Linked DNA regions of Homo sapiens: region 2 is linked to region 1. Evidence: chromatin contacts called from ENCODE POLR2A ChIA-PET data. All regions are on one chromosome and are shown on one strand. The core of a region is the stretch at or near the end of the contact, and the rest is flanking DNA. Distances in the headings are between cores, read along the strand shown.

Region 1 (5,005 bases), core at 67-2,566:
TCTAGTCTAGTCTAATGACTACATTTTACAGATCCTGTATGCAACTCCTCAAAATCCCACAACAGTCAAAGGCAGAGTCAGAACCCAAACCCAAGTCTTCTTCTTCCTGAGTCGTCTTCTTCCATGACCTCACATGTCCCCTCCTGTGAGTGCACATGCTCAGGGTGGCTGCTTCAGGGGAGCAGGGCAGCTTGAGACTAAAGCTCTGAAACACAACTGTTCTGTGTGAAACTAACCAGTACTGGAGACAGATACAGGCACCTACCCTTAGGAGCAAAATGTTCTATCAAGCAAGGGCACAGGCTGGGGAAGGTTTCCTATACACAGCCCAGCAAAGCCTTGCTTCAGTACATTGCAGGCGTGGTCATAATCTTTTACAAATCCTCTAATATCAACTGTGCCTTTTTAACCACTAGCTTGGAACAAGAATTTCATACCTGTATGAAAGAATATAATTTACTTGCTGGAAAAGTAGAAGTGTCACAAAGCAAAGAAATCACTTAATTTTTTTTTTTTTTTTGAGACAGAGTTTCACTCTTGTCCCCCAGGCTGTAGTGCAATGGTATGATCTCGGCTCAATGCAACCTCCGCCTCCCAGATTCAAGCGATTCTCCTGCCTCAGCCTCCTGAGTAGCTGGGATTACAGGCATGTACCACCACGCTCGGCTAATTTTGTATTTTTAGTAGAGACAGGGTTTCACCATGTTGGTCAGGCTGGTCCTGAACTCCGGACCTCAAGTGATCCACCCACCTCGGCCTCCCAAAGTGCTGGGATTACAGGCGTGAGCCACCATGCCCGGCCGGAATCAAAGATTTTTAAATACTGTCACTATGCTTCCAACTGTCCAACTTCCAAAGTACTGAGAAAATATTTTTTGAAATGTAGCCAAGTATAGAATATAGACTGTGTCCTACATTCAAAAGTTGTCTTTCTAGAAAGCATGTTTTAATGGCAAAGGATACAAAGCAAGCTGTAAAAAGAGACTAAAATTAGCTCAAACCACAAATAACCTAACATACTTATCACTTCCTTATGATCAACCTACAAAAATCAAACTTTAAAGGCACTTACAAAACTAAAGGTGGGAGGCCAACTGCACCCTTTAACTTCGCTATACCTTTCCTCCTTCTAACATGGACCCTGGCACATAAACACTGCCAAACGATGACACTGTGTTAACGTGAAGGCAAGCACCAGGGAAACTACGGGAGCACAGTTTTGCCCTGTAAATAAAACAGCATGTACCATGCAGTTCTTAAGTGGTTAGAAGGGTAACTACCTCCTCAAACTGAAGATGGGAAATGCAGATGAAGGCCCACACCCATCTTCAGCTGCATTTCACAGACAGCTAAGGACATACCACGCTCCCACTTCAAACAAAATATTCTTCCATCTTCTAAAGCCATCTATTTCCTACTTTCAAAAGCAACATCTTCCAAATCTATTGGGAAACCAAAAGTTTGTTACCATTCGAGTAGTGGAACAAGTTGCAAAATGAGGTTTAGTTGACAAATATGTATTCATGGGTAAAAAAAAGGCACTGGGTTTGTTAAACTACATCTACTTTTTCAGTGATTCTCTCTCTGAGTGTATTAACTATGTCTGATAAGTTTTGTGATAAATTTTTTGGAGAAACTTCAAGCTCACAAAGGATGAAAACAAGTGGTTAAGGATGAGTACAGAACCTACCAATACCACTGTGCACACTCCAATACTGTTACTCAAACTTTCAAAAGCATTTTCATTAGCAGGTAGAGAAATAGGGGCAAGTAGCAGACCTGGGTAGTTATTTGTGGTGTGAACAGACCAAACAAAATACTGATAATGGCACTAATATTCCTAAGATTTATTCAAGAAAAACTGTCAGTAAGACATGAAGGAATATTTAGAAATGCTCAGAAATGACACCATGATAGGTACATAAAGGGCCCATTGAAACCCAGCATTCTAGGGATGTGGATTCTCAAGGAATATTCAAGAGCAACCTTTAGGTGTGGCTAAACCAGGTTGTATTCTGGGGACTGCTCCAAAAATTTGGTTTTATGCTTGTATAAACCTGATGTAGCTTAATGTAACTTTCTGATCTTGGCCCCATTCTGCCTCACCCCACCTCGGAGCATGATCCTTAACACTATGGCAACAGGGAGGTGGCGTCCAGGTAGTAGAGAACAATAAGAGTAATGCTCTTAATTCAAAAGTGCTGTCAAGATACAGTTCAGTTCAGAGTAAAAACAACAAAGCAAAACAATGACAACAACAACAACAAACCAAAAAATGACATATTCTCTCCCTGCCCCGAAAAAAAAATTCACTGGGTACCTTCTTAGAGGCCTCTTTTCTCTGTGCAAAAGTTAGCCACAAAAATATTTATGACTCAGTGAAGGCGTATTTTCCCTTTATCCTTACAGAAGCAAACTAAGCCCTGACTATTTGAAAAGTGAAACAGTAGTTAACAGCGACAAATGTTCAAACATCAAGGAGAGTTAAAGCTAATTTACCATGTTATGCTAAATGCAGTTTGCTTATTTGTTCTCTTGAGTGAAGTTATATTCAGAAGTGACTTCATCCTTAGACATTTTTAAGTAACTCACGTTCTTAAGAGAACTCTATTTGGAATAATTACTTGATGTTCACTTTCCTGTAAGAAATTCGCAATAGTGTACAATCCTGTAACCGGGGCCCATCTGGATAAAAATTAGCTAAGCTGTTTGCTGTAATGTAACGTAGTGACTTTTAAGTAAGATTCTGCAAAAGGAAGAGAAGTGCCAATAAAAGATCCATTAAGAAAGGAAAAAAGTCGAAAAACGTTTCTTAACAGAGACAAGGGAAGAGTTTTCCTTTTCTAATCACTAAGAAATTTTTAAAAATTATTTTGAAAGCCTAGTTTTGCTATGCTCATCTTATCTTTGCAAGTGATGTTGCTCACCCACAAAAGCCACAAACACAGCCGAGGCTTCCTTCTTCATCTGTAAAAGTAAAATATACCTCAGTCTCTAGGAAGAAACATCTGAAAAGTAAAGAGAAGGAGACAGGGACACAAGCCTACTTGGGACCCAAAACTTTACTTCAAGTGGTTAATCCTCAAGAAGGATTTAGAATTTCCCAGCACTAGATTCAGAGTAGTAAAGAATACGTTTATTTCCCAGAGAAAATGCAGACCTTAAGTGTCCCTTTGCCATGTTTACTCTGAGTCCATATTACAGAGCTGACTTCAGAGCACTAATTCTATCTAATTACCATAGGGTATCCATAAAACCTTACTGCCTTAGTAAAACCATAAGCACTCAGTAAATCGAACGATGTCATACGTTTTTCTCTTAAAAAAAGGGCTGGGCCGGGCACAGTGGCTCACACCTGTAATCCCAACACTTTGGGAGCCTGAGGCAGACAGATGGCTTAAGCCCAGGAGTTCAAGACCAGCCTGGGCAACACAGCAAAATCCCATCTCTACTCCAAAAAAATACAAAAATTAGCTGGGCGTGATGGCACATGCCTGTAGTCTCAGCTACTTGGGAGCCTGAGGTGGGAGGATCACTTGAGCCCAGGAGGTGGAGGTTGCAGTGAGCCAAGATTGTGCCACTGCACTCCAGCCTGGACGACACAGCAAGACCCCATCTCAAAAAAAATATTAAAAAAATAAACTTTAAAAGGACTGAAAATCATTTATAAGTACTTGGTATTATTTTATTTGTAGTAGTGTGACTTGTACCAAAGCCCAGAGATCAATAGATTTGATGGCTACAGTTTTCTTTGGCTGTTTCAGGGCAGGAGGGAATCTTCCATGTGAAATGGTCTTATTTTCAGTTTTCATACAATCAAAATTTACAAGCTGTCAGCAAGATACTCATGATTATGTCAAGCTGCTTTGAAAAAGGAGAGGGCAGCAGCTATTAAACTCTAAAGACCATTTCTACACAAAGTAAAGCATTATTTCTAAAATGCTGGAGACTTAGGTACTTTCTTCTCAAATATGGCAGATGTGTAAACTATCATATTATTCAAATGAAACTTAGACCAGATGTAGGTTTCTTCCTAAAATTACAACATAAAGGGCAACTATTCTTTGCATACCTAGTTAGGGTTGAAGCTTTCGTAAATTCTCAAGAATCAGTTCCTCTATCTTTTACAGGAAAAGCCACCCAATTGCTACTTGAGAGAAAAACTGCAAAAGCATAGCGTACGTGTCAGGGCTACTCATTTTCCACATTACCAAGTCAAATGAACTCTATTTATCAAAAACATTTCATGCCCCTCGGGAAAAAACACCCCATTCTTTTGAGTTGTTAACTATACTCACAAAGCTCCTATAAACTTTTGAGCCTAATAGTACCCAACCACACCTTACAAAACTGAGTAACTGCTGCAGTTTTTACAAGGATTATTCAGGAACATTAAATTGTATTTGTGAGTACATTAAGGATTTTTATTACTTGACCTGAACTTAATGATCAGTTAGTCCAGGATCATTTTTACAAGGGAGAAACCAAAACCCAAAGAAAGTAAGGGACTCACTCAGCACTGTTAGTATGACAGCTGAGACTGCAACTATACCCAGACACAGGGGACACTAGAAAAAGCAAAACATGAAACTACTCTCTTGCCCCTAAGGGTGGTCTGATCAAAGGCCAAAGAATGTCATTACCATTTATAGTTTGAAAAAAAAAATCAAAGACTTGGTAACAGTCGTTATTTTATGGAGAACTATATTTTATATCCCAAAATCAAAAAGTATTTTATGAACCAACCACATGCAAAGGCCCGCTAGGCTTGTGAGAACCAGTCAGGAGGGATGAGGGAAGAGGAATTCAACAATTCTTAGAGAGACAAACATATTACCTCCAAGTTGCCTGTAAAGTTCACCGTAGGCCAAGCACAAATTTATTGTTATATTTAAAGCTTCTGTGAAACAAATCAGTGGTATCAGCTTCTACTGGCTAAGAATGCCAGCCTTTCTTCCAAAGCCACTGCAGCAGGCAATACTAAATTACCTCATTAGGCCATGAC
Region 2 (4,649 bases), core at 222-2,721, 140 kb before region 1:
TTGAGACAGGGTCTCGCTCTGTCACCCAGGCTGGAATGCAGTGGCATGATCTTGGCTCACTGCAATCTCTGCCTCCTGGGTTCAAGTGATTCTCCTGTTTCAGCCTCCCAGGTAGCTGGGATTACAGGCATGCGCCACCATGCCTGGCTAATTTTTGTATTTTTAGTAGAGACAAGTTTTTGCCATGTTGGCCAGGCTGGTCTCAAACTCCTAACCTCAGGTGATCCTCCTGCCCCGGCCTCCCAAAGTGTTGGGATTACAGGTGTGAGCCACCGTGCCCAGCCGGGTTTCTTTTTTCTTCCCCCACCGATTTCCCACTTCATGGCAGACACAGCACCCTTTCCTAGTGAGCCCATACACAGCCTCAGAATCTATCTCAACACTATACCCAAAGCAACCAATATCTCCCACCTTGGCGTTGGAACCTGAGCTGAAACTCTTTGCAATTCCTGCTCCAAGCAGATGGAGATAAAAATGCGCAGCTCTGAGCGTTGAGTGATTTGCCCAATGTCACACGGGAACTCAGGCAGAGAACCCTCCTGACTCAGCCAGCCCCCTTTCCCGTGGGATCCTGCCTGATGTGAGCCTTGAAAGAAGGTCTGTCCCTCAGTGGAGATTTCCACTCCAGGCAGCGGCTGCACACACACATGGAAAAGAAATAGACTCGAGGTCAGAGCAAAGCCAACAGTGCGACTGCTGACCCAGCTCTCAGGAGTGGCGCACAGCATGGAGAGCAGACAGGCGGGAGGGCTCACAGCCTAGCAGCCACGCTGTTTGTCCACCACAGAGATCTCACTGGGCTTCACGGTGTCCTACCTTAAATATTAGGTTGGTGCAAAAGTAATTGCAGTTTTTGTCCTTGAAAGTAATATATTGGGGCCAGGTGCGGTGGCTCACGCCTATAGTGCCAGCACTTTGGGAGGTCGAGGCAGGTGGATCACCTGAAGCCAGGAGTTCGAGACCAGCCTGACCAACATGGTGAAACCCCGTCTCTACTAAAAATACAGAAATTAGCCAGGTGTAGTGGCGAGAGCCTGTAATCCCAGCAAGTCGGGAGGCTGAGGCAGGAGAATCGCTTGAAGCCGGGAGGCGGAGTTTGCAGTGAGCCGAGACCACGCCATTGCACTCCAGCCTGGGGAATAAGAATGAAACTCCATCTCAAAAAAAAAAAAAAAAAAGAGAGAGAGAGAGAAAGTAATATATTAGGTATTCAAGTATTAGATACAATTAAATCTAATAATGTGCTCGAGTTGACAGCCATTCTCAAATTGTGAGAGAGGTGAGGTGTTTTCCTTCTGGGGATGGGGATCAGGGTTGTCTTGGATGGGGGGACAAATGGCTGGCACCAATCTAGGGAAGCCAGAAAGTAGAGAGTAAATACTGATGTGGCCATTATTCTGCCAGCTCAGTCTTGCCCAATGAAGGGGAGAAAATAGGTGGCAGAGAACCAGCCGCTTGTTTGCCATAGAAAGGTACCGAAAGGCTGTCCTGACCTCTAGGGGCCTCTTGTGATATGAACTTCATCATTTTAGGGAGCTGACCTTGGGCTCATGTGCTCACAACGCCAAGACCTTCACATATGTTATCCTAATTAGTATTCACAGAATAGTCCTGTGAAGCAGGTAGAGTTATTCCCTATGATCAGACGCTGCACTGGGGCGCTTGGAGAGGTGGAGTCGCACTGCCTGACCCTGGCTAGTAGCCACTGTGCCATACTCCACGGGCTGGCAGACACTGTGAAGCCGAACAGAACAGGGTATGTGAGCCACCTGACAATCATTAAGCACGTTGTAGCCAGCAGTAGGTCTGGGTAAGGTGCTGATGGGAGGCAGCATGTGGCAGTCCCAGCCTCAGGTCACTTGCTGAAGGACAGAGGTGCACTGGAGAAAATGTGGCCTTGGAGGCAGAATCACGTCAGTGAATACCTGTGTGACTCACTCAGTTGAGCTCAGGGCCTACAAACAGGTGCAGTCAGCAGTTTGAAAACTTTTTTTTTTTTTTTTTTTTTTGAGACAGTCTCTCTCTGTCACCCGGGCTGGAGTACAGTGGTGAGATCTTGGCCCACTGCAACCTCCACCTCCCCGGTTCAAGTGATTCTCCTGGCTTCAGTCTCCCGAGTAACTGGGACTACAGGCATGCGCTATGACAATCTGGCTAATTTTTATATTTTTAGTAGAGATGAGGTTTCACCATGTTGGCCAGGCTGGTCTCGAACTCCTGACCTCAAGTGACCCACCCGCCTCGGCCTCCCCAAGTGTTGGGATTACAGGCGTGAGCCACTGTGTCCGTCCTGAAAACTTCTTGTCTAGCACAAACTCCCATTGTACAGGTGAGAAAGCTGAGGCTTGGAAAGAATTGACTTCCCCCGTGTCACCAGCCAGAGAGTGGTGGGGCCAGGACTGGGATCCTCCCTGGGGTCCTGGTCCAGTGGACACCCCTGTGGGTCCACGAGAGAAGGTATGAACTGTGATGGAAGGGCAGTGGTGGGCCACCCGAGAGGAGGGTCCTGGGTGGGCAGAGGCATCCAGGCACACCAGATGGAGAAATAGCTTAGGGCGCTGTGTCTCACTCTCTGCAACAACTCCCCATGGGAGGGATGACAGCAGTCACGGCTGCACCTATGAAGTCCACCACCTGGGCTCCAAGCTAGCCCTGCCACTCTCCAGCCAGTGGCTCTGGGTGAGTCATGTCACCTGCCTGAACCTCCCTGGACCTCAGCACCTTCCTCTGAGCGTGGCCGTAAGCCTCAAGTGACATTATCCCACAGCCCATTGCCTGGCCCTTAGTGCCCAATTTCACCAATGTGGCCAATTATGACTGCTTATTTATTTCCATTTGGAAATTGGCTTTTAATTCCTTTTGGCTTTTCCCTTCTTCTCTGAGGGCTCCTCCTTCAGAGGGTCCTGCCCTGGATAAAGACAAAAGCAGATGCTCCCAGGTAGTCTGGGTCACACCCACGCCTCCCGTGGGTCTGGAAGTGGCTGGAGGAGGAGTGAGTCTGCGGCTGATCCTTTTCCTCATCAGGAGTCAGCTCCTTGGAGCCTCCCAGGGATGTCTGGAGGGGCTGCTGATTGCAGAACCAGCTGGAAGGGAAATTCGAGGGCAGATGTGGCGACAACGGAGGCTGCAGCAGTCAGAGCTTCCCCGCACTGTAGTGGCACAGGTGCCACGCCTGGAGCCCATCAGCCCCATGTTCAAATCCCAGTGCCGCCACTGCCTGCCTGTCGAGTGAATGTGATTCCTCCCACGGTTGGCTGAACTGGCTATGGACAGCAGCTGTCCTGCGCGGGACCCCAGGGGAAATGGAAAACATATCTCTGCCCCAGGCCAGCTTCCCCTTCTCTCCCAGGCCCCGACCTGCCCTTTAGACTCAGGAGTCCTGGCTTCACCCTTTGTCCGGACCTTCAAGAGACAACACAACTCTGATAACAGCAGTTCCGAGGCTGAGAAGGGGTTGTCGTGGGGACAGCGTGTTCCTGCAGCTAAGCCTTAACCTCTTTGCCTCTCCTCAGAATGCTTCAGACCAGGAAAGGGGAACTTGTCACTTGGGACTTGCAGGGACACTGTTTTGAAAGTAAACTCTCCCAAAGAGCCTCTGCCTGCTTTAGGGAGGAATGTTTGTTTGGGTTCTATGAATCAGAAACCTACTCTACCAATTTCAGGTTAAAAAAGGATGTGTCACAAGGCTATGGAGATGTTTATTTTCTTTTGGTTATTAAAAACATGTTAGGCTGGGTGTGGTGGCTCATGCCTGTAATCCCAGCACTTTGGGAGGTAAAGACAGGAGGATTGCTTAAGCCCAGGAGTTGAAGACTGGCCTGGGCAACATAGTGAAACTGTGTCCCTACAATTTTTTTTTTTATTTTTTAAGACAGTCTCGTTCTGTTGCCCAGGCTGGAGTGCAGTGGCGTGATTTTGGCTCACTGCAACCTCCGCCTCCCGCGTTCAAGCGATTCTCCTGCCTCAGCCTCCCGAGTAGCTGGGATTACAGGCATGTGCCACCACGCCCAGCTAATTTTTGTATTTTTAATAGAGACAGGTTTTCACCATGTTGGTCAGGTTGGTCTTGTACTCCTGACCTCAGGTGATCCACTCACCTCGGCCTCCCAAAGTGCTGGGATTACAGGCATGAGACACCGCACCCGGCCTCTACAAAATTTTTTTTTTTTAATTAGCCAGGTGTGGTGGTTCCTGTAGTTCCAGCTACTTTGAGGGCATAGGTGGGGGGTGCTGAGGTGGGAGGATCCCTTGAGCCCAGGAGGTCGAGCCTACAGTGAGCTGTGTTTGTGCCACTACACTCTAGCCTGGGTGACAGAGCAAGACCCTGTCTCAAAAAAAAAAAAAAAAAAAAAAAGGTAAATCCCAGAAAACCCAATGACACTAATTTAAAGGAAGATTCTTTGGTTCGTGTAATGGAAAGTTCGGGGGTAGTGCTGTGATTTGGATAGGGGGTGTTTGTCTCCACCAAAACTCATGTTGCAATTTGATCTCCACTGTGGCAGTGTTGGGAGGCGGGGCCTAGTGGGAGGTGTTGGGCTATGGAGGTGAATCCCTCATGAATGGCTTGGAAGTGCTACCCTCTCACCAGTGAGTGAGTTCTTGCTGTCACTCTCGTGAGACTGAATTGGTTCTCCATCTAACTCATTGCT

The links. ChIA-PET counts read pairs that join two places held with the same protein, here RNA polymerase II (POLR2A).
Region 2: POLR2A ChIA-PET joins it to region 1 with 11 read pairs in BJ. The contact joins two enhancer-like sites. POLR2A ChIA-PET finds 5 or more read pairs at or near these places in 4 of 52 experiments (BJ, GM12878, HepG2 and 1 more).

What each region holds. Positions count from the first base shown.
Region 1 is chr20:50,515,887-50,520,891 of GRCh38, reverse strand. All of the region lies in intron 1 of PTPN1 (protein tyrosine phosphatase non-receptor type 1), which reads right to left. Among named protein-coding and RNA genes, the nearest start is that of PTPN1, 8.0 kb to the right of the region's middle. RefSeq lists a silencer at 217-266. Within about 2 kb of position 1,316, at least 8 of the 41 ENCODE cell types and tissues checked have a DNase peak (open chromatin) inside an H3K27ac peak, as active enhancers do.
Region 2 is chr20:50,660,455-50,665,103 of GRCh38, reverse strand. The region is part of intron 1 of RIPOR3 (RIPOR family member 3); the gene reads left to right. Among named protein-coding and RNA genes, the nearest start is that of RIPOR3-AS1, 17 kb to the right of the region's middle. Within about 2 kb of position 1,471, at least 13 of the 41 ENCODE cell types and tissues checked have a DNase peak (open chromatin) inside an H3K27ac peak, as active enhancers do.